Regions from separate parts of the Homo sapiens genome. Here region 2 is linked to region 1. Evidence: read pairs that join two places in POLR2A ChIA-PET (ENCODE). Cell type or tissue: MCF 10A. All regions are shown on one strand. Each heading gives the region's core, and the rest is flanking DNA. Links, peaks and the distances in the headings are about the cores only. Region 1 overlaps PPARGC1B (PPARG coactivator 1 beta). Region 2 overlaps PDE6A (phosphodiesterase 6A).

Region 1 (17,248 bases), core at 5,296-13,295:
ACTTTAGTATGAATTTTGTTTGTTTGCTTGTTGTTTTGGTTTTTTGTTTTTTGTTTTTCTTTTTGAGATGGAGTCTTGCCCTGTTGCCCAGGCTAGAGTGCAGTGCCGCAATCTTGGCTCACCACAACCTCTGCCTCCTGGGTTCAAGTGATTCTCCTGCCTCAGCCTCCCAAGTAGCTGGGATTACAGGTGCCTGCCACCACACCTGGCTAATTTTTGTAAGATGGAGTTTCATCATGTTGGCCAGGCTGGTCTCAAACTCCTGTCCTCAAGTGATCCACCCGTCCCGGCCTCTCAAAGTGCTGGCATTACAGGTGTGAGCCTCCACACCCTGTCAAGAATTTTTAAATAGCATATTTATTAAGTGCCTCCTATGTGGTAAGTACTCTATATAAAAAGCCCACTGATACTTCAAATCCACCCTGTATAGATGGGACTCCTACATTACCTCAGAGGGGTGAAGTCACATGCCCAAGGTCAAACAACCAGCAAACGAGGGCAGAGCAAGGTCTTGAACCCTGACTGCTGCCGCTGTGCCTCCTGCAAAGCCAAGCAGCAACAATGACACCATAGGCCGGGCACGGCGGCTCACCCCTGTAATCCCAGCACTTTGGGGGGCCAAGGCGGGTGGATTACCTGAAGTCAGGAGTTCAAAACCAGCCTGCCCAACATGGTGAAACCCCATCTCTACTAAAAATACAAAAATTAGCTGGGCATGGTGGCGGACACCTATAATCCCAGCTACTTGGGAGGCTGAGGCAAGAGAATCGCTTGAACCCTGGAGGCAGAGGTTGCAGTGAGCCAAGATCGCGCCATTGTACTCCAGCCTGGGCAACAAGAACAAAATTCCATCTCAAAAAAAAAAAGCAATAATAATAATAATAATAATAATAATAATAACAATAATAATAATAATAACAACAACAACATCTACAGCAGACAAGAAGGACTCCCGCACTGTTTCAGCCATCTTCTGCAACCGTGGCCCAAAAAGGCTAAGTCCACAGTCCAGGGTTTACATCTAACAGCTAGCAGAACTGAGATTCCAACATAGACATCTTTCAGCTCTGAAGTATTGGCTCTTAGGGGTTCACCCATGAAAGAGTTGGCACTTAAAAAACCAAAGACAGGTGTGATGGTGCATGCCTGTAATCCCAGCTACACCAGAGGCAAAGGTGGGAGGAATGATTGAGCCCAGGGGTTCAAGCCTGCAGTGAGCTGTTTGCACCACTGCACTCCATCCTGGGCAACAAAGTAAAGCTCTGTCTCTTAAAAAAAAACTTTTTTAAAAAAATCAGGATGTTCTAGGCCAGGCACAGTGGGTCACGCCTGTAATCCCAGCACTTTGGGAGGCCAAGGTGGACAGATCACTTGAGGTTAGGAGTTTGAGACCAGCCTGCCCAACATAATGAAACCCTTCCTTTACTAAAAGAAAAAAAAATTATATATATATATATATATATGTATATGTATATGTATATGTAGTGTATATGTGTGGGTATATATATATGTAGTGTATATGTGTGTATATATATAGTGTGTGTGTTTACATATATATATACAAAAATTGGTCAGGCATGGTGGCGCGTGCCTGTAGTCCCAGTTACTCTGGAGGCTGAGGTAGGAGAGTTGCTTGAACCCGGGAGGCAGAGGTTGCAGTGAGCTGAGATCACACCACTGCACTCCAGCCTGGGTGACAGAGCAAGACTCTGTCTAAAAAAAAAAAAAAAAAAAAAAAAAATCAGGATGCTCTGGAAGAAACTGCAGGTTGCCACATGGCTCCTACTATATATAGCAAGACAAATCAGGACCTGGTTACCTGTCAGCCCAGCCTCTGACACCTGACTCCGACAGGCCCATTCTCCTCTGGGCCTCACTCTGCCTACCTGTTTAACCAGATGACTTGGCTGTAAAGTTTAAGGTAAGTAAAATCTTACCACTCATTTGAAACCAAGTAAATACTAATGTGATATTATATTGTGACAGCTTTCTACAGTTTTAAAAACACTTTTATACTGATTATCTATCTATCCAACATCCCTGCTGTTGAACTAATATCCTCTCTTCACAGAGCAGAAAACAGTGACTCAGAGAGTTTAACTGACTTAGTCAAGCTCACCCAGAGGGTAGGCAGTCAGGTCTGGACCCTGACCCTAGCCCAGGAGGCATCCTCCTCCAAACGGAGCTGCCAGGGGAGGGGGGCACGCAAGAAGGACCCGGGGCCACGTGAGGGAATAGGAATAAAACAAGCTCAACACACGAATCAGAAAGAAGAAAATCGACAACTGATACGAGTTCACAGGAAAGGCAACACAGGTGAGTCTTAACCATCCGAAAAGGACTATGAATTAAAACTTCAGAGACTCCAGATTGGCAAAGATCAACGAAGTCTAATAACATGCTGTGTGGGTGAAGGTGTGAAGAAACAAACACTTCTTATGCATTTCTACAGAAACATAAACTGATATAATTTCACGGACAGGAATGTGACAATATACATCAAAATGTTAAATATGCACACCGGCCAGGTGCGGTGGCTCACGCCTGTAATCCCAGCACTTTGGGAGGCCGAGGTAGGCGGATCACCTGAGGTCAGGAGTTCGAGACCAGCCTGGCCAACATGGCAAAATCCCGTCTCTACTAAAAATACAAAAATTATCTGGGCGTGGTGGCAGGCACCTGTAATCCCAGCTACTCAGGAGGCTGAGGCAGGAGAATTGCTTGTTGTGGGGAGGCAAAGGTTGGAGTGAGCCGAGATCACACCACTGCACTCCAACCTGGGCGACAAAGCAAGACTCCGTCTCAGAAAAAATCTAACTAAATAAATAAATACACAACACCTTTTAACTGAGCAATTCCCCTCTGAGGCATTTATCCTATGCATACGGTCACATGTGTGCAAAACTTACTGCAAACTAGCAGCAGTAGTCAATTAGAAATAACCTATTTCTGTGTAAGAGGTAGGTTAAAAAAAATTTTTTTAACTAAAAATAAATAAATAAATAGGCCAGGCACAGTGGCTCATGCCTTTAGTAATCCCAGCATTTTGGGAGGCCGAGGTGGGAGGATCACTTGAGGTCAGGAGTTTGAGACCAGCATGGCCAACATGGTGAAACCCTGCCTCTACCAAAAATATAAAAAATTAGCTGGGTGTGGTGGCACATGCCTGTAATCACAGCTACTCAGGAGGCTGAGGCAGGAGAATCGCTTGAACCCGGGAGGCAGAGGTTGCTGTGAGCCGAGATCACGCCACTGCACTCCAGCCTGGGCAACAGAGCGAGACTCTGTCTCAACGAAATAAAATAAAATAAATAGCAATCACTTAAATGCCCAACTAGTTAAACAAACTATGATCAATCCAAACAGTGAAGCAGATCTCTACATATTGATACGAAATGATCTTTAAGAAATACTAAGTAGAAAAAAAGTTGCACAACAATGCCCTTAGTTTGCTACCATTTGTGCAAAAAACAAAAAATAAAAACCCAGGAGGCAGCAAGTTAGACCACATATATGCGATGTTTGTATGGTTTACCTCTGGAAGAACACATTAGAAATTAGTAGAGGGTTGCTCTGGGGATGGAAACACAAGAATGTGAGTGCAAGGGATGACTGCCATTTGTAACATGCATAATGTTTTTGTTTGTTTGTTTATGTTTTCATCTTGACTCCTGACTTCAAGTGATCAAGATGGAGTCTCACTCTGTCACCCAGGCTGGAGTGCAATGGTACGATCTTGGCTCACTGCAACCTCCGTCTCCCGGGTTCAAGCGATTCTCCTGCCTCAGCCACCCAAGTAGCTGGGATTACAGGCACCTGCCACCACGCCTGGCTAATTTTTGTATTTTTAGTGGAGACAGGGTTTCACCATGTTAGCCAGGCTGGTCTTGAACTCCTGACTTCAGGTGATCCACCCACCTCGGCCTCCCAAAGTGCTGGGATTACAGGCGTGAGCCGCCACGCCTGGCCTGTAACATAATCTTTTAAACCAGGGTCTGTGTTACATTTGCAAAATAAATACAAAAGCAAGTTCATTGTCTCTTTCACATTGAACCACAGTGTATGCTGAAACTAGTAGGAAAATGAGCTTGCCAGGCAGCTGGGTCTTCCTGGGGCTTGCTCTGCGTGAGCCCCACCAATCTCTTCCCCTTGGTTCTGCTCCGACTGCAGTCTGAATCACAAGGTGGATCAGTTAACACTTCAAACAGCCCGACTGAGTAATAGATTCTAAATCAGGAAGGCTGAGTTTAAATGCCTTCCCCACCAGCAAGGGTATTTATCTTGTTCTGTACATATTAACGGACATGTAGAGAGATGCGGTACATAGTATGTAGACTAAAAGCCAAACCTCGGGAGTGATTAAAGCCTGGGAAGTACTTGGAGGTGATCAGATATTGTCTAAACCTGGTATTATCTGAGTTAAAACAGGCAGCAATATCAGCAGCTGTGGTAGGCACATGCACAGGGAAGTAGCAACATAGCCTTACATCTGTTTATGACTCTACAATTGGCAATTTGCTTTCAGATCCATTATACATGCATTCTCACAGCAATGCAGGGATTGCTGTTCCCATTTTATAAAGGAGGAGATAGTTAAACTATGACTACCGTCTATGTTCTCCCCATCTCAAGGTCACAGGTAGGAATCCGCCCATAAAAGGAGGCTGAGAGGTGAGAAAAGTGTGCCCAAGGAGAGAAGCTTGGGGAGAAGTGAAACCTACAATGTTACCTTTATTTTCTTAAGCACTGCCTATGACTGGTTATTTCTGGGTGCTGGGATTAGTTTTCTTTTCTTTTTTTTTTTTTCTTTTGGACAGAGTCTTCCTCTGTCGCCCAGGCTGGAGTGCAGTGGTGCAATCCTGGCTCACTGCAACCTCCACCTCCCAGGTTCAGGCAATTCTCCTGCCTCAGCCTCCCAAGTAGCTGGGATTACAGGCGTGTGCCACCACACCTGGTTAATTTTTGTATTTTTAGTAGAGACGGGGTTTCACCATGTTGGCCAGGCTGGTCTTGAACTCCTGACCTCAGGTGATCCGCCCGCCTTGGCCTCCCAAAGTGCTGGGATTACAGGCATGAGCCAGCGTGCCCGGCCGGGATTAGTTTTCTTTACTTTCTCTTACCTATTTGTATGCTCTCACATTTCAATAAATTAATGCATATCATTTTTGCAACAAGAAAAAATACAATTTATATAATCATAGAAGATCAGCACCATAGAAAAGGTAAAAAAGTAAATAAATAAATAAAAAGAGATAATCCCATATTCAGTTGAAAGGCATTTAAAACCGCTAAACTGCTAAGTGGCAGGGTGGGGATAACCTTACTTTCTCTGACAAATTAGTCCCTAATACTGAAAATTTTTAAATATTAATTTTCAAAAAATCCATATTACATTTGCTAAACAAAACAACCAAAATATAAAAGTAAAAGGAATCTAAGATTATTTCTCCAAAATACTTTGGTATTAACGATAAATTACAGTGCAATTAAACAACTGTCTGTGTTATAGTAAAACATTTAAGTTTTGAATTTCATAATTATTAGCTTCTTTTTTACTCTTCAAAATTGCTTTTACATTAACTTTTTCTGTAAAGCTCAGAGCACAGCTATGGATGTACACAGATCCTGTCTTCCAGGCTGAAGCCTGGCCAGGCTGCCTGCACGGGCACCCATCGTGCGTACTTGGACCTGCCGGTCAGTCCCATGGTCACCTAATGCACCCGGCTGCAAAATCCAGCAGCTGGTGCGGGCCAGAGATAATCGGATGGCTTTGGTATTGAATTGCCCATTGGCCACATGGTACGTTAAATGTGGTTCACTCTTTTTCCACTTGATGTGAGCTTTCTTTAAATAATTACAGACCTCATGGTTGAGCCAGCAGCGGCTCTGTAAGCAGCTCTGTGTGAAAGACACCAGGGGCTGGGGCCCAAGAATGGCCATTCTGAACCTCAAAGAGCACCCACAGCCAAGTCTGCAGACCCCTGGGGTATCTGAGTATTCACTGACACCTTCCTTCCCCTATTAACATATATATATATATATATATATATATATATATATATTTTAACTAAAACAGAGAAGACAGCTAAAAGAAAGTTTGTTTTATAGATTTTAAAAAATGATTCAAGGTGGATAAAATAATGCTGTGGAAAAGGGGAAGAAATTATTGTAGATATCATCTGTCAGTAGAGGATTTTGAATGACTTGCTCCTTTAAAAAAAAAAAATCTGGCCTGAAGTTCCCAATTCTCACCCAATCTTTCCACCCCCATGAATGACTTATCCAATGTTCCGTGATTCACTGGGGAGGTTGGAAATCAGGGATTCTCTTGCCTGGAGTTCCTCCTCCACCTTCTCCTCCTTCCAAACCCACTCGTTTAAGGCACATGATCCCATGACAAATTTCTTCCAACTTACAGTTCAAAGAGAAGTCAGCATTGCACCTGTCACCAGGAAAGGGGCCATAACCTGGGGAGTTAAGAACCTACACTGACATTACCCACTGGGTGCAGGGAAAGTACATTAACCATCTGCGATGAGACTGTTTCCTAGCTCCATCTGTCCATCTGTCTCCAGGAACTAGTCTCCCTCTCTATCCAGTACCTGGTGGTTCAGCTCCAAGCAGAATTTACCAAAGCAAAACAGCCCCCATGATTCACAATCCCAGACTTGTGACACTTTAAAACAGCTCACGTTTAGAAAGATAATGAGTCACAGGATGGCAGAGATTAGGAAACTCAGGGCCAGAGAGGGGGCGAGACCTGTCCAAGGTCACACAGCAAAGAGGAACAGCCCAGGGCTCCCTCCAGACTCCAGGTACAATATTCTCACCATGACACTCTTCTTTCCAGCACAGATGCAAAAAACAAGATTTTCCTCTTCCCTAACTCTAAATTACATAGAGATCAATGGAGATTACAGTTTTCTGGGGGCGTTTCACAGTTGCAACTGTTGCAAAATCATACAATGGCGAGATGTGGCAATTCCGAAAAGACTGGAGATCATTGCTCCAAAAAGAATTCAAGATAAGGCAGGGAACTCAGACAGCAGTAGCGGAGGGGCTCCATTCAAAAAACATCTCTCTTCTCAACCAGGCAGATCTGAAGGGCCACAAGTCTCACATTCCCGTCCAGTTCCTACAACAGTGACCTCAGCGGGTAAGTCACTTCACATCCCTGGGCCTTGGGTTCTTCATCAGCAAAACAGAAATGAAAATCCTCACAAGGATGTGAACTGTGGATGTGAAAATGCTGTGTGAATTTCGCAGTGACACACTAACAGGTATAACGGTAAATAGGAGTAATAATCATTATGATGGCACTAAGTATCATCTGCATCATTAAATTTATTGAGGGCTGTACCTAGTGGTTCTGTGGTGCCTGGCCCCACCGATTCCTGCTGTATTGAGCCAGGGACTTGAGTCAGGACTACATATGAGAAGCTGTACCCCAGCCTTTGTGTCAATCCTTAACACAAATCCCTGCATGTCCCCCACTCACTCCTAGGGCCTGGGGAGGAGCGGTGCAGTCCACAGGGTGATACCATTCATCCCATGCTGCCTGTGAGGCCCAGGGAAGAACTAGTCACCCTCAAAGTCACTCTCCTTCTGAAACCTCCCCAAGGCCTTTCCCCTTCTGCAGAGCAGCCTCCAGCTAGTTTCTCGGACGAGAATCTTGGTGTTCCATCTTTGGATTCTTCCAGACATTTCGTTCATGCTGTCTGTTCCTCACCCCCATGGGGAGTCCTCCAGTCAGCTCAGAGCCTCCCCTCAAGCCTCTCACCTAGCCACTCATTGCTCAGTCATCAGCCACATGATATGCTAGCCATCACGACAGCCTGGTCCCTGGCTAGGAGGCCCCTCCCATCATGTTGGCCAGCTCCTGCTCATCCTTCAATACCCTTTCTGCTGCAAAAGTTGTCTTGACACTCTGCCCTGGGCACCTTCCATGGCCATCAGCAGATCTGTTCATCCAGGGCAGGGAGCAAGGCTTGCTCAAATCTGCAACTGGTTTCCCGTGCACAAGGAGTGACTGCTGCACGGCTTCCTCCACTAAACTGTCACCAAACCATCTGGTCACTGGTAATTGTCATTATTATTGATCATAACACCCAGACACACTGCACTAAGCTCTTCAGACATTGTACCTTCTCATCTTCTCAACTCAACTACCCACTGAGATATATATATATAGATATATCTATATCTATATCTATATCTATATCTATATCTCTTCACCCCATTTCACAGGTGAGGAAACTAAGGCCCAGGCAGAATAAGTACCATGCCCTAAGTCAGCAGCTAACTGACAGACCCTGGACTCAGGCTGACTCAGAGCTCTGTTCTTCACTGTTCTCGTGTGCCTCCCACTTGCCCTCAGACCCTGGGCTGTGCTCATCACCTGGAACCGGCTGGTACTGCCCCTCCTCTGGTTGTTTCACAACCATATCATTGAAAATCTTCTGGCAGGCCAGCTGAGCAAAGGAGGGCTTTCTTCTCCTCTTAGGGTGGATTCTAAACCTCCACCTCCCTCTCCTGCTTGGCTCCTCACCCACTCCTCAACCCCACCCTGCTCTCCCTGGAACCTGATTCACCAACCTGGGCCTGCTCTAGCCTCTCAGGAGATGGGCCTCTGGCAAAGCAGCTTCCACCCAAGACACCATCACTGTCCTCTAGTTTTGCCTGCTATGGTGCCTGCCCATGGTCCACCCCCACCCCACCAGGGAGGTGTGGATGCAGGCACAGTGGGAGGAGATTGCCACATTCCTGTTGGGGCTGGACCAGAAAGTACAAGCCAGGCTGCCACTCCTTCAGCCACTGGGACAAAGAGCAGTGCTGGAGTAGGCTGGAGGCCCCAGGCGCTGCTGGGCAGGTACCTGGTGTCCACACCCACAGGGCAGGGAGGAGCTGTTGCCCAACCCCAAGGAGAAAGTGGCATGAGGCCACTAGGGCACTGGGGCATGATATTTTGGGGCGGGGCCCTGGTCATGCCTGCCTGCTGGGCCCTGGGGACCTCTGTGTGGCTTGGTCAGCAAAGGAGCTATGTCCCCAAGCCCCACACTCACCCTCTGAGCATCAGGCTCACGTGAAGAATGGTGCTAAAAGTATTTTTCTCCTGACACTGTTAGGAGGGTTAGGTGAGCTCGGCAGCCTGTACAGCTTAAGGACTTAGCCAACTACTCACTCATTCAAGACACATTCAGTTATGCGAAGGAATGAAGTTGGACTCTTACCTTACACCATATATAAACATTAACTCCAAATGGATCAAAGATAAAAATGAAAGAGCTCAAACTCTAAAACTCTTAGAAAAAAACAAAGCAGGCAAAGGCTTCCTGACATTGGGTTTGAAAATGATTTCTTAGATATGACACCAAAAGCAGAGGCAACAAAAGAAAAAATAGACAAATTAGACTACGTGAAAATTATTTAATTTTGTGAATTAGAAGACACTATCAACAGAATAAAAAGGCAACACATAGAATGGGAGAAAATATTTGCAAATCATATCTGATGAGATTAGTATCTCAAATGTAAAGAGAACTAAATGTCAACAACAACAAAAAACAAACAACCCAATTTTAAAATACAGGCAAATGACTTGAAAAGACATTTATCTAAAGAAGATATGCAAATGGCCAGTAAACACATTAAAAAATGCTCAGTCATTAGGGAAATGCAAATCAAAACTACAATAAGATAACCACCTCACATCCATTAGGATGGCTACTATTTAAAGAAACAAACAGAAAACAGGAAGTGTTAGAGAGGATATGGAGAAATTGGGACCCTTGTGCACTGTTGGTAGGAATGTTAAATGGTACAGCCACCATGGAAAACAGTATGGTGGTTCCTCAAAACATTAACAATAGAACTACCATATAATCCAGCAATTCCACCTCTGGGCATATACCCAAATGGGTTGAAGTCAGGGTCTCCAAGAGATATTTGTGCACCCATGTTCATAGCACCATCATTCACAATAGCTAAAATGTGAAAGCAACCCAGGTATTCACTAACAAATGAATGGATAAGCAAAATGTGGCATATTCAGTGAAATATTATTCTACCTGAAAAAGGAAGGAAATCCTGACATTTGCCCCAATAGAGATGAGCCTTGATGACACTATGCTAAGTAAAATAGGCCAGCCACAAAAAGACAAATACTGTGATCCCACTTGTATGAGAAACCATGTCACAACCAAAATCATAGAGACAGAAAGTAGAATGGTGGTCATTTGAGGAGATGACACCTGACAGGACAGGAAGGAGGTGAGGAAGCAGCAAGCCATGGCAATGCCTGGGAAGAGCGTTGCCGGCAGAGGGAACAGCAAGTGCAAAGGCCTCACTACACTAGCTAGAAGACTAATTCTATTATCAGTGGAGCCACACCCTGACCACACTGTGGAAGCAGCACACAGAGCTGGGATGGCAGTGAATCAGGCATCAGAAATGGATTCTAGTCCTGTTGCTACCTCTAAGCTACTGCATGGTCTGGGACCATGACCAGCACCCCTCTGATCTTTAAGGGGCCTGATACATCAAACTGTCACTGGCCTCTGGGAGTCTGCAGGTGACTTGTGTTCTCTCAGGCTGCCTTCTTCCTCCTCTCTTCCAACCCATTCACTCATAAAGTAATCCTAATCCCCCCACCTCCTATGAGCTGACCCATAAGTGGGTGTGGGATTGAGGATCAAGGAGGACAAACACAGGGACCAAGACGAATATTTGAAAACTGATTACCGGCAGGATCCTACCAAGTCACTCTCTAGACCTCTATTTTCCCATCTGTAAAATGGGAATACTTCTTTTCCCTATGACATGAGATTGATGTGAAGATCAAATGGAAATGCCTGATAAAGAAGTTGCCCTGCTCTCCACGGGCATTATTATAAAGAGGCTTTCGATCTGTTCCCTGGTCATTCATCCTAAATGCTAGCCTGTACCCCACACTGAGGCAGGAAAGAGAGAGGGGAGGGAACTGGCAGAGTTCATGACAGACACTCTATGAATAGTACCTGATTTTTAGTACCAAAGCAGGGGTGTCATCAGAGGGAGCTTTTTAAAGACAGAGAAGCTTAAGGGCCTACTCTCAAAGATTCTCACTCTATAGGTCTGGGACAGCCCCAGATGTGTAATTATGACTTTTTTAAACTACAGAGTTGATTCTGATGTGCACTCATGGCTGAGAACCACTGATTAGTTCTACCAAGCCTGGCAGGTAAGTCCTATTATCATTCCCATTTGGGAGCTGGCTAACTAGAGCACAGAGCAGCTATCTAACTCCTTAGATCACACAACTAAAAAGTCACAAAGCTGGCCAGGCACAGTGGCTCCTGCCTGTAATCCTAGCACTTTGGGAGGCCGAGGCAATAGGATCGCTTGAGCCTAGGAGTTCGAGACCAGCCCGGGCAATATAGCAAGACCCTATCTCTAAAAAAAGTAAAAAATTATCCAGGTGTAGTGGCACATGCCTTTAGTCCTAGCTACTGGGGAAGCTGAGGTAGGAGGATCCCTTGAGCCCAAGAGGTCGAGACTGCAGTGAGCCTCCTTGATCGCACCAGCTTGGGCAACAGAGCAAGACCCTGTCTCAAAAAAAAAAAAAAAAAAGTCACAAAGCTAAAATTTGAACCAGACTCTAAAGCCCAAGCTCTTATGAATCACTAAGCGCAAGTGCCACTGTTTCTTGAGGCCAATCAGCACTTATCTAATGCCGAGCTACAAACTCTTTGTGCTACCTTAAGCAGCCTTGGAAACATAAAAGACAACACCTTATTTTCAGAGATTGCATTAACTTTCAAAGAAAGCTTTATGGCTAGACTAACTCATTCATCTGGCTTCATCAAGGAATTATGTATGCTAACAATATGCAAACTTTATAAATAACTTGGAATGCCAAAACTTTTGCCTGCTTTTGATAGACTTCCTATTTTTGATGGTAATACCAAAATGTACTTCACACTTTCTTGCTTTCTCGGAGAACACTGAACAGAATGTACCTTTCCTCAGACACGATACACTGTCTTCACCAATGAGCTTTGCGCTTTCACATAGTAATGTATTCAGGAACAAGACAGGTGTGCAGGACCCCTCAGCCCCCTCACTAATTGGCCCCAAGCTGGCTTCGGTGCTGCAGTCCACGTGTCTGCCTCTGGTAGATCCTCACCTCTCACCCCATGCCTACATAGGCACACACTAACAGAACCAATGTGCTGCTTCTCATATCATGAGGCCTTGCTTGACATGACTGCCAAGCTTGTAAGAACCATGTGCAAACTAAGAGTGAATTGGCCCTAGGCAGGAAAGGTGCCAGGTGCAACATATGAGGAGATTCTAAGCAAGGGAAGATCCACGCAGCCTGAAGTTCATTTTCTTGGGCTGGGCACTGTGGTCACTGGTCCCCAAGTCCTCTCTTGCCCCTTCACCTCCCTGGATTTCTCTTCCTTCCTCATGAGTGCAGGCAGCCTGCCTAGTCTCTCTGGAGTAAGTGGGTGGGTCATAGGCATGAGGCCTAGTGTAAAGTGCTGGTTTCAATCCCCCGGGAAGATGTGGGGACATCTGACCAGACACCTCCCTGCAGATACCAAGACTCTCAAAACTCTGAGCCCCTCCCCAGTTGAGGCAGAGCCATGCCCTGGAACAGACTGGATTCCTAGCAGTGGTTTATCATTCCACAAAGATCTGTGCACTGGAGGTGTATTCTGATAGTGGGTTCTGGAGGCTCCACAAAGTGTTTGCCTTTGATCCTTCGTGTGCAAGACTTATCTTGGTGACAAGGGCAGGTGACTCCTTGTGGGGACTGGTACAATGCTGCCACACTCACCTCACCCACACATCCTAGCACGTCTCCAGGCACAAAGAAGGACCTCTGGGCCAGGCAAACATCAGGCAAATGTTGTGAAAGATCGAACAGCATTTGTTCATCATTCAGTCATCCAACAACTATTTATTGGGGGCCTACAGTGTGCCAGGGACTGTTAAGTCACTGGGATTTGATGGAAAACCAGCTTGATGAGCTCCAGTCCCAACTGGGTAGAGAAGAGGGAATAGTAAAGAATAAATAGGGCCGGGCACGGTGGCTCACGCCTGGAATCTCAGCACTTTGGGAGGCCAAAGCAGGCAATCACCTGAGGTCACGAGTTCGAGACCAGCCTGGCCAATATGGAGAAATCCCATCTCCACTAAAAATACAAAAATTAGCCAGGCGTGGTGGTGGGCGTCTGTAATCCCAGCTACTCAGGAGGCTGAGGCAGGAGAATCAGTTGAACCCAGGAGGCAGAGGTTGCAGTGAGCCGAGATCACACCACTGCACTCCAGCCTGGGCGACAGAGCGAGAATCTGTCTCAAAAAAAAAAAAAAAAAAGAATAAACACATAAACAAAGGTTATAAAGGGCTGAGGCTACAGTTTACATTTAACCAGGCTCCAGGGAAGGCCAGAGTAAGGAACAGACCTGGCACACAGTGGGCCCTGAATAAATGGATGTTCTCCCCATATAAATCCTCTTCTGCACCCCCATCTTGGCTATGAGGGCACCACTCTGAGCCCCCTGCCCTCTTACCTATATCTAGTGATTTCCACTGAGCCCCACAGCTGAGGCAGGGTATGGGCCCCACCACCCACCCCAGCCACACCAAAGATGCCTCCTGTTACACCATTCCAGTCCTTCTATGTGCTTAGCCAAATTAGCCACCACTGCAATTGTTAGGACCATGTGCTCTGAAGTCAGACAAACCTAGGTTCAAATCCCAGCCTACTTCCTAGCTAGGTGATTTGGGGAAGTCACTGAAATTCTCCAAGTCTGTTTTCTCATTTGCCATACTGCCAACCTCACCGGTAGTTGATTAAACAAGGTAAAGCACCTAATGGCCCTAGCTTAGTACCTGGCACATACCAATAAGTCTCTAAGTGTTGGCTCTTTTATATTATTACTGTTATGAATAATAATAATAAAACTCTTTGCCAACTCCCCACTGCCTGCCAAGTCCAAACTCCTCAGCACAGTCAGAGCTCTCCTCCTTAGCCAGTCTGCCCTTCTGTTTTGTTTTGGGATGGCTGGAGGGCAGAAATAAACTCACCAGAGTGGCAGAGTATTGAGGGAAGGCAGGGAACAGAAAGTGTCTGTAGCAGACTGTGGGGATCGCAGAGCAAAAAGGGCCAGTTCTGAGAGGGGGAACTACAGGAGGCATCACTTGAGCTGAGCCTTGCAGTGTGCAGGTGCAGATGGGAGAGGGGCACAGGGAGGGGACAGACACTTCATGGCGGGGCCCCCATGGTTGCCTGGTATAGGGGAGGAGCTGCAGAACAGCACCAGCACCACAAACTCTGGGTTGGCCTAGGTCTACCCAACTGTAAAATGGGGATAGCAGTGGGACTGCCTCATGGGGTTCCTCTGAGATTAAATGTGATTACACATGTGAAGGATGTGGCACAGGGCCTGATCTCTTGAAGGGGATATAGCAGTTGTTGACTGTTATCACCACCACCACCATCATCATCATCATCACCATCCTTGAAGGACATGGTTGAAGATGACACCTGCCTGGGAACCTTTAACACCAGGGTTCATGTTAAGAATATTATGTGGCTATGCCAGGCGTGGTGGCTCACGCTTGTAATCCCAGCACTTTGGGAGGCCGAGAGGTTTGAATTACCTGAGGTCAGGAGTTCAAGACCAGCCTAGCCAACATGGTGAAACCCCATCTCTACTAAAAATACAAAAAAATTAGCCAGGCATGGTGGCAGACGCCTGTAATCCCAGCTACTCGGGAGGCTGAGGCAGGAGAATCACTTGAACATGGGAGGAGGGGGTTGCAGTGAGCTGAGATCGCGCCACTGCACTCCAGCCTGGGCAACAGGGTAAGACTCTGTCTCACGAAAAAAAAAAAAAAAAGAATATTTTGGGGCTGTGCTCTTGCAGTGGTGGGAACAGTATGGCATTGCCAAACACAGTATTTGACAAATAGATGGATAGTGAGCTACATGGACATTTGAGGCTTCAAATCCCATACCCAGTAGTCTGCTTCTGCAAAGGCAGGGTGGGTCTGCAGGTGTTTTGAGCAGGGGCTGCTGTGGCCTGGGACTGCTAGCAGCATAAAGGCCGGGTTGCCCTCAGTGCCAAGGATCCAGGGCAGGGCCCTCCCCAGTGTTCTGGGTACCACACTTCCTTGCAAAGAGCCTGAGACCAGAAATAAAGGCGCGAGCAGCCACGTTGCCAAGGCTGTTTGCCATGGCAACATCAGGGAGCGACTCGTGGGCCGGCTGCTGCAACTGCTCAGGGCCTGGTTGGTTTCTAACATCTCCTCGCATTCCCTCTGCTAAATGACTATGTTCTGCCAGGCAATCACAGGGAAAAAATACGGCTGCAGAGCTGTCGGGGAGCATCCATCTCTCAGCCAAGCAGGGCTCACCCGGCTGAGTTCCCAGACAGTGGGTCCCAGACAGTTGAGTCCCAGCTACTCAGAGCCAGCCCGGCCAAGCAGACAGCAGCCGAGGGCCCTGTCTTGCCTCTGCTGAGTGACCTGAAGGCATCCTCTGATCTGTTTCTAGTCTGTTTCCTTCCTTCAAGGTAAGGGCATTAAGCAAGATCGTCTCTAAGGCACTCCCAACTCCCAGAAAGCTCAAATTGACATTTGTGTGTTTTATATTTTTACATCATTGTCGTTGTCATCATCCTAGTGACCACCATTTATTGAGCGCTTACTATATGTCAGGTGAAGCTGCAAGCCTTAATTATCTGCAGCTATCTTAAGTTATCCTACAAAGAGCATACTATTATTATCCCCAATTTGGGGGATAATATATGAAGAAACTGAGGTCAGAGAAGTTAAGATACTTGCTCAAGGTCACATAGCTAGTAAGTGGTAGAGCACTGATTTAAACCATAGGCAGTTAAAACTCCAAAGCCTAGAGCTCTTAACCACTATTGGGTATTTCTTCTCTCTTCAAGTGGCATCTCACTAGAAGTGGTTTCCTAAGTCAGTATTGCAACACTTGCTAAGGCTGGATGGGATCCCTCGTCACCTGCCCCACAAGTAGAGAGGAAAAAACACTCTGCAAGAAGAACCTCAGGGCCTCGACTAGATCAAGGACCTGGAGCTCAGAGGGAAGACAAATGGCAGGGTCTGCATTACATGTGTCCCCTTTTCATAATAACAAGGGTTACTACTCATTGAGCATTTCTGAACACTTTACAGACATTGCCTCAACTATTCTTCACTAAAAGCCTTCAAAGCATATGCTACTATCGTCCCCATTTCCTAGATAGAAAAAGAAGGCCAAAAGAAATTCTCTGCCAAGCTCCCAGGGCTTTGCCCAAGCAGAACCCCATCCTAGAATTCACAGCCCTCTCAGTCACTGAAGCAAACAATTAGGGCAAATGTTTGTTTTCTTACCTAAAACACCAAACAGTCATCACAGGCCTTTGGGGACAGTTAATCAATGGCTTTATCCCACCATTTGTGAAAGTCTCTCAGGTCTCGTCTCTGGTCTCCTACTCCAGATCTGGGTAGCAATTCGGTCTCTATCCTGAGGAAAGAGCAGGGTGGGAGCCCAAGGGTCCAGATGCCACCAAGAGCCTGTCAACCCTGTGCCCAGGCCAGCTGGGTGACCTCAGGCCAGGCCCCTCCTCTCTGAGCTCTGTGAACCCAGCTGCTGACCCCTTGGCTCCCTCTCCCTCACTGGGTAGTCCTGAGCATCTCATGAGAGAACTCGTGGTCAGCTGCAAGGAGGACCTTTGGGATTTAGGAATGACAAGAGTAGGAAGAAAATGCAGTCTGTCCAGGGGTGGTGGTAGACCTTGCCCCAGGGTCCCACGGCCATCCAAAGCCCAGCCACTCAGGGCAATGGTGTCTCTCAGAGGACTACCCACCCTGGCCCTCCCCAAGAGCTAAGGCCCACCGCACCTCGCAAGACCTGACACTGGAAATGAACTTGCCAGGGAGTCAGGGGCCTGGGCTTCCTCCAGCCAAGCAGCTGGACCTCAGCTTCCTCTCTTCTGGAAATGGCAAGGTGTACCTGTATCTCCAAGGGCCCCCTGCCCCAAGCCTGGAAGGAGAGGGAGCTGCTCACAGTCAAGGTTCAAATCCCAGGTAAGCCGCTCACTAGCTTCAAGACCCTGAGCAACTGACCTAACCTCCCTGCACCTCAGTTTCATCACCTACAAAATGGGGAAAGCCAGTCTCACAGTTATTGGGAGAAATCCATGCAATAGCACTCAGAAGTCTCTTCACAGATACACAACGAAATAGTCA
Region 2 (8,000 bases), core at 1-8,000, 150 kb before region 1:
TCTGTCTCTACTAAAAATACAAAAATTAGCAGAGCGTGGTAGTGGGCATCTGTAATCCCAGCTACTTGGGAGGCTGAGACAGGAGAATCGCTTGAACCCAGGAAGCGGAGGTTGCAATGAGCCGAGATAGTGCCACTATACTCCTGCCTGGGTGACAGAGCAAAACTCCGTCTCAACAAAAAACAAAAAACATAGGTTGAATCAATGATTTCTTTGCTTAAAAATCTTTAATGGTGTCCTCTTTCATTTTCAATAAAATCTGTCTTTTTATCATGGCCTTCAGAGGGAAGGGATTCCATGAAGATTAGGTAGAGTGCTACGGGCAGCCAGGTCTGAGTTCAATACAAACCTGTGCTCTTCAGGCAGTATTCTGCATCCTTTTGGAGACACTCTCTCACCAGGTGCTAAGACAGCTGTTTTACTTTCCAGTATTATTTAAATAATAACAATTATCATCTCACCATGTTAAGAATCTTGAAACTTCAGGATTGGAAGACTCACCTACTCCAGGAAGCCTTCCTTGACTTCCTTTTCTCCTCTGGCTCCCATAGTTCCATAATGTAACTCTCTTAGAGAACTTCCCACACTGCAGTGTAATTGCTGGTTTACCTTACAGATTATGAGCAACCTGAGGACAAGATCTGTGCCTTGGCTTCCTCAGTTTCTAGCTCAGTTTCTTGCACATTCTAAATGTTTGATGAACCAACGGATATATATATATATATATATATACATATATATTTTTCGAGATGGAGTCTCTGTCTGTTGCCCAGGCTGGAGTGCAGTGGCACGATCTCAGCTCACTGCAACCTCTGCCTCCTGGGTTCAAGCGATTCTCCCATCTCAGCCTCCCGAGTAGCTGGGATTACAGGAGCATGCCGCCACATCCGGCTAATTGGCTAATTTTTGTATTTTTAGTAGAGACAGGGTTTTACCATGTTCTTCAGGCTGGTCTCAAACTCCTGACATCAAGTGATCCGCCTGCCTCGACTTCCCAAAATGCTGGGATTATAGGTGTGAGTCGCCATGCCTAGCCTCACCAAAGGCATCTTATAATTGATCAAGAACTTCATTTGTTCAGTGAGGCACAGATTCTTTCCATTCTATAGATGAGAAAATTGAGGCCCCAGGAGAGAAAATGAAGTACTAAAAGTAACATAGGAAGTCAGGGCAAGAGGCAAAATGTGCAGGTTATATCTAGGTTATTAATTCAACGTTACAAGAATCATAGCATTGCCCTTTTAAGCCAGTCCCCTGCCACTGCCTCCCATATCTGAAAGAGAAACACTACCTCTCTGGGATGTTCTGCACATCATTACATCCCTGTAACACACTGCCTGACACACACTGGCCCTGACATCTGAGGGGTGAACACAAAATGGCTACTTGGCTTAAGGAATTCCGACCAGATGGGTTATTTCTCATGGTAGTTGTCGGTAATTAAACTCATGCGAAATCCAATGAACTCCATCCTCTTGCCACCTCCTCTCAGCCAATCAGGGTCATGATGTAGGGTGAAATCTATCATCGTTGCCTCTGTGGCCTGAAACAAGAGGAAACCTAATCTAGCCCTTCTCTTGTAGAAAGAACCTCTGGATGAGTCTGGATGGATGATTAAAAATGTGCTTTCAATGCCGATTGTGAACAAGAAGGAAGAAATTGTTGGAGTGGCCACATTTTACAATCGTAAAGATGGGAAGCCCTTTGATGAAATGGATGAGACGCTCATGGAGGTATGGCTTGCTAGGAGGCCTTTTGCTGTTGGGATTCAGAGTCAGCTTGCTGGGGGAGGCTGGGTGTCACTGCGCTATCACATGGGGCAGCAACCTGGTTGCTATAACCCTGACTCTGCCTCATCAACCACTTTCTTCACTCTCACTGCTGTACTGCACTGATGTGCTGTCAGAGAAATCCACATTTCCTTTTTAAAAAATGTAATTAAGCTGAGCATGGTGGCTCTCACCTGTAATCCCAGCACTTTGAGAGGTTGAGGCAGATGAATCACTTGAGCCCAGGAACTCAAGACCAGCCTGGCCAACAGGGCAATATCCTATTTCTACAAAAAGTTAAAAAAAGATTAGCCAGGCATGGTAGCGCATATCTGTGGTCCTAGTTACTCAGGAGACTGAAGCAAGAGGATCACTTGAGCCCAAGAGGTCAAAGCTGCAGTGAGCCATGATTGTGCCATTGCAATCCATCCTGGGTGACAGAGCAAGACCCTGTCTCAAAAAAATAAAAAATAAAAAATAATTAACAAACTTTACTTTTTAGAGTAGTTTTAGGTTCTTAGCAAAATTGAGCAAAAAGTACAGCGTTCCTAGATATCCCCTATCCCCACATAGGCAAAAACACATTCTCTTTTTGTGAAGTTATTACACATAAGAATGGTACTTTCTGTATGTTAGTGCTTTATGTACAGTGTGGTCACATCCATTCCTTTATCTTAGCCTTATAAGAACTCCGCAAGGTGGGCAGCACACAGCTTATCAAACCCATTTTATAGCTGAGAAAACAGAGGCCTAGAGACTCTTGCTATGAGTTTTAGAGTCAAGATTAAACTTAGGTGTTCTGTCTCTGATTCCTCCTTTCTTTCTTTTTCAGTCTTTGACTCAATTTCTGGGCTGGTCTGTCTTAAATCCTGACACCTATGAGTCAATGAATAAACTTGAAAATAGGAAGGATATTTTCCAGGACATAGTAAAATATCATGTGAAGTGTGACAATGAAGAAATTCAGAAAATCTTGGTGTGTAATGTTCTTTACTTGTTTCTACTCTAATACAGACTGCGTCTCAGAGATGTGGCCAGATTAAGGCAAAACTTGCAACTCCATGAGGGCACAGCCTGGGCATGGGTTTGTGCACTGTTGTGTTCCTTCCTGCCTAGCACAGGGATGCAGCAGCCCTCAACATTTAATGAATGAATGAATGAATGAGTGCATGAGCAGATGAGTGCCTGAGAGTGGTACATAACGACTGCACTGTGTGGCCTGGGGACAGCTATTGCTTGCAGAAACACCTCATTCTTGGGGTCAGATGTTGGCTTGACAGCTCTAGAAACTCCATTTTTCACAGTGCTCAGGGATGACTTGCTACTGGAGACAGAGTCAACCAGCCATAGCCCCTACTCTGAGAGGAAGCTTTATCTGGAAGACCAGTAGACAATTATCAGTTTCTCAGAGCCTCCCTCCTGTGGGGTCAGCTCACTTAAAAGACCCTATTAAGTTGGGTGCAGTGGCTTACACCTATAATCTCAGCACTTTGGGAGGCCAAGGTGGTCAGATCGCTTGAGCCCAGGAGTTTGAGACCAGCCTGGGCAACACAGCGAGACCCTGTCTCTACCAAAAAAAACCCCACAAAAATTAGTCAGGCATGGTGGCGTGTGCCTGTAGTCCCAGCTACTCGGGAGGCTGAGGTGGGAGGATCACCTGAGCCCATGGAGGTCAAAGGCTGCAGTGAGCCGTGATTGCCACACCATGCTTCAGCCTGGCTGACAGAGTGAGACCAGAAAAAAAGAAAAAATAAAGACAGGCTAATGTTTTTAGAGGGCATTTCTTAAGCTGGGAAGATACCACAACAAATTTGATCATTTCATTCCAATAACTGTTAAATTCAGAAGAGAAAACATCCCGTTTAAATAAATTGCCTCATGGTTTGCTTGACTCAGTCCACAGTTTCAGCCAAAGAATGGGTATGTGCAACCTATCGGGGCACAGCCTCGGTGAACCAGTTACAAGTTAACAAATTTTGCTCTGGGTCAAGAAATCAGGAGCAAGTAACTGGGTCCAGTTCCCCCTCCTCTGGCACATGGGGACACAGGCCCAGAGAGAGAAGGAACTTGCCTCAAGTTACACAGTAAATGAGAGGAAGAACTAGGACTATGTCCAAGGCCTCCTTACTCCCAGTCAGTAATAGTAACAATGAAACTATCAACAACAACATTAATTTATGTTAGTGCTTACTATGCGCCAAGCACTGTGCTAAGTGCTTTATATGGATTATTTAATTTTACATATGTTACTTGAGAATGACTTTTCACAATTAAATTTTAATTCACCAGTTAAGTATGTTTATTATCCTCAACTTACAGATGAGGAAACTGAAGATCAGAAGCATTAATAACACGGCTAGTAAGTGGTAGAGCTTGAATTTGAATGCAGGTCTCTATGGCTCTAAAGCCCAGGACCTTGTGCATCAATGGATGTTAAATGGAATCCTCTTTGAGCTGGTGGTTCTGTTGCAAGGACTTTGGAGGAAGGAGATAAATGGGAATGGAAACGCGGAGGCATGTTGTAACCTATTTTTTTTCCCCTGCCATTTTGGGTCCTGGCAGAAAACCAGAGAGGTGTATGGGAAGGAGCCATGGGAGTGTGAGGAAGAGGAGCTGGCTGAGATCCTGGTGAGCTGAACCGGGGCAGCACGAGCCCCGATGTATAACAAGTGCAAAGTGCTCCTGAGCATGCAGGGGTTTCTCCTTGCAAAGCATGTTCCCCATCACTCTGTTCTGATCCTTCCAGCAGACCCAGGATGGGGACAGGGCTGGACAGGAGGTGGGCACCCAGAAACACTTCATGTTTCCTAATCACCTGACTCTATTCCTTATACAGCAAGCGGAGCTGCCAGATGCAGATAAATACGAAATTAATAAATTTCACTTCAGTGACTTACCCCTAACAGAACTGGAGCTGGTAAAATGTGGAATACAGATGTATTATGAGCTCAAAGTGGTGGATAAATTTCACATTCCACAAGAGGTGAGGTCAAAACAAATATATATGATTTCCCTTTTTAATTTTCTTTCTTGCTTGCTTTAAAAAAAAGACTCAATCTGTAAACTACCTTAAAAAGAGTTTACTCTCAGTATTTAGGATTTAAAGAATTAGTCATGTTGCACAGATGAGTCATTTATAAGAAAAGAGACACGCTGTTCCTCTGTGTCCTGTGAAGTGTGATGTTTTGGGTGCGTTGGTTTCTTGCAGTGGGTTCTGAGGTACTAAGCCCTGAAGGCTGGGAATAGATATGCTGCAAAAAATGGGTCCTATAGTTAAATGAGGGCAGAAAATGTGGGCTAAACCCATTTAAACAGGGCTCATTCCCTGCAGGATTCCTTACTAAGGTTTGCTGTGAGTCTAGGGTCATGGGGGACGGCAGAGAAGGTATGTGTGGGAGGCAGTGGGATATGATATGCAGAATTGCCTGAACTTGTTTGATTTTGATTAAAGCAGTGGTTCTCAAAGTGTTACCCCAGACCACATCCACACCACCTAAGAACTTATCAGAAATTCACATTCTTCTTTTTCTCTCTCTCTCTCTCCTCTTTCTCTCTCTCTCTCACACACACAGACACACACACACACACACTCCCAGCTCTGATAAATCAGAAACTGTTTTAACAAGTCCTCCAAGTGAGTCTCATGCACACGCAAGTTTGAGAACCACTGGATAAAAGAGTCCTTTTGTTTTTGTTTTTTTTTTCCCTGTAGAGCCCTTGTTAGCTTCTCCAAGGATAGTTGCTCTCCAGGGCACAGTTCGGGAATTACTGATGAAGCTCAGTCAGAGGAATGATGCATGCTCACCTCGTTTCCTAACAACAACAACAACATCTTCTTAGTATTTAGCATTTAGTATTTGCAAAGCACTTTCGCAGCATGATTGCATCTAGTACAAGCTCTCACCTCCTGGTCCAATGATGGGGTTAGAGTACCTCAAACCTCAAAAGAGAGGGCCATGGGCCATGCCTTCTTCATATTTTTGTTATTCCAACCCTCATGAGACCATTTCAGGTGTGTCCTGCCTCACTGATGTGCATGTGTTCACAGGCCCTGGTGCGGTTCATGTACTCCCTGAGTAAGGGCTACCGCAAGATCACCTACCACAACTGGCGGCACGGCTTCAACGTGGGGCAGACCATGTTCTCCCTGCTGGTGGTATGGCGGGGCCGGTGGGGCTGGTAGGGTGGGCTTGCATCACACTAGACAATCTCATGCAGACTCTACATGGTAGCAACAGCGTTGTTCTTCTTTCTTTATTTATTGTCTTTTAAGAGTTATGTGAAAGCAGTACGGGCTTAGTGTAAAAGGATTCCAAGAATAGAGATGCATATAAAATAAAAAGTGAAAGAAAGCTGCAAGCTACCCCCAACCTCAGTCAGGTTATTTGGGGGTAACCATGTCACAAGTATAAAAGTAGTTCAACAGGGCCGCCTGTAATCCCAACACTTTGGGATGCCGAGGCGGGTGGATCACGAGGTCAGGAGTTCAAGACCAGCCTGGCCAAGATGGTGAAACCCCATCTCTACTAAAAATACAAAAATTAGCTGGGCGTGGTGGCGGGCACCTGTAATCCCAGCTACTTGGGAGGCTGAGGCAGAGAATTCCTTGAACCCGGGAGGCAGAGGTTGCAGTGAGCCAAGATCGCGCCACTGCACTCCAGCCTGGTGACAGAGTGAGACTCTGTCTCAAAAAAAAAAAAAAAAAAAAATTCAACAGTTCAATTGGTCATGGTTATAGTCTTTGCTTGGGGGCATAATGACAATTAGGAACATATTTCATTTTTAAATGGCCTGTTATAAAGAGGTATCCATTTCTGTAGTTAGCCTGGCAATGCAAGTCATAGTAATGTGGAAATCCACTTAAAATAAATAAATAAAGATTAGAAAACCTTGAAATAGAAAAGTTTGCCATTCACCATTCGAGATGCCTCCAAACCACCTGTTAGCTGCTCCCATAAACACATCATGTGTTCTTTTCCCCAGAGAAATTTTCTGAAATTTCCTTAAATTGTGGCAGTGTCTAGAGAAACAGCAGTATCAGCCACCTTTAAATTAAGCTTCCTGTAGTACTAAAATCAGAGAAAAGATAAGTGCAACATTCAGTTTTGTTCAGCCTCATACACAAGCCCCAACAAGGACAAAAAGGAGGTCTAAAGCTGCATCATGTTCCATTAGGTGTTTCCATGAATCTTCTCATCCACTTTTTAGAGAGTTGCTTCTACCTGTCTGAACACTGGGAGGCCTGATTGACTATAAAATCCAAGATTTCCCTCTAATGTATAATCAGCTTTAAATTCCCTATAACTGGTACCCCTCTACCAGCAAGAGTGAGCCCCCAGGAGCCCCATTGGAAACTTTCCTCAGTAGACACTAACTTATATTCATCTATTTTGAGGTCATTAGTAATTCTGGTTATTGATTGCTTTGGCCTCTGATTGTGGGAGTTATTATGGGAACTTTCAGGGGCAAGCTATCTGGGAGCATGAGTGAGCCTGGCCAAATAACAAGTTCTGAACCATCAGGGAGACAGAACAGAGTAAGCAAACCCAATATAAGCCCTTGGGACTGGAAAAGAGGCCAGCTAGTGATGCATGAACAGAGTTCAGTTAAGTCTGTCCACTCATAAGTCTGCATAGCTCCTGAACAGGGTCCAGTGAGACACTTACTTTTTTGTAGTCCCTTCATAGCATACTGTAAGGTTGCATAACCATATTTAGTGGAAAGAAACCTTACTGGATTTAATCCAGTGACATCCTACAAGCAATTACTCATACCCACATAGGTAGTCTCCAGGTCTTGACTATACAATACCTGAAAGCAGGATATACCTTTTGTAGGCATCACTTAGATGGGTTTTCTATATTTGGCAGTGATTAGGTTATTAATTAGAAAGGTCAGAGTACGGTTTCCTTCATGATGGCAGAGAAGTCTTGATCTATGATCCCTGTCTAGAATGCCATCTGTTTCTGTGGAAAACCTTCCCTGGTTAGCTTTACCCGAAGGAGTCCAACAGGTGTATACTTCCAGGAATCTGGAGGGACCTTTTGAATTGAGAGATGTAGATCCAAGACTCAAGGCCCTAAAGTTTTGCGGTAGAGAAGAACTTGGTATGGTCGCGTCCAATGGAGTTCAAGAGCAGTCTTCCTTTGGTGTAATTTCCAAAAGACCTAATCTTTGGGTTCTAGATCATGAAAGATCTGGTTGTCATCAACTGGTGGGTCACAAAGGGCT

The links. Peaks named below come from ENCODE experiments on the same cell type or tissue, not always from the same donor. Only the 100,000 strongest peaks of a DNase experiment are listed, where the experiment ranks them.
Region 2: POLR2A ChIA-PET joins it to region 1 with 5 read pairs; 2 of 35 experiments call an interaction of 5 or more read pairs at or near these places.

The regions. Positions count from the first base shown.
Region 1 is chr5:149,739,268-149,756,515 of GRCh38, reverse strand. All of the region lies in intron 1 of PPARGC1B (PPARG coactivator 1 beta), which reads right to left. Among named protein-coding and RNA genes, the nearest start is that of MIR378A, 15 kb to the right of the region's middle. In MCF 10A, for the core only: no CTCF peak of the experiment used is centred there; DNase peaks (open chromatin) are centred at 6,305, 6,685, 8,465 and 8,835.
Region 2 is chr5:149,893,108-149,901,107 of GRCh38, reverse strand. PDE6A (phosphodiesterase 6A) reads left to right here. Exons shown (of 22, transcript NM_000440.3): 9 at 1,584-1,733; 10 at 2,602-2,745; 11 at 4,332-4,397; 12 at 4,606-4,752; 13 at 5,818-5,925. Among named protein-coding and RNA genes, the nearest start is that of PDE6A, 48 kb to the left of the region's middle. In MCF 10A, for the core only: no CTCF peak of the experiment used is centred there; DNase peaks (open chromatin) are centred at 4,317, 4,937 and 7,497.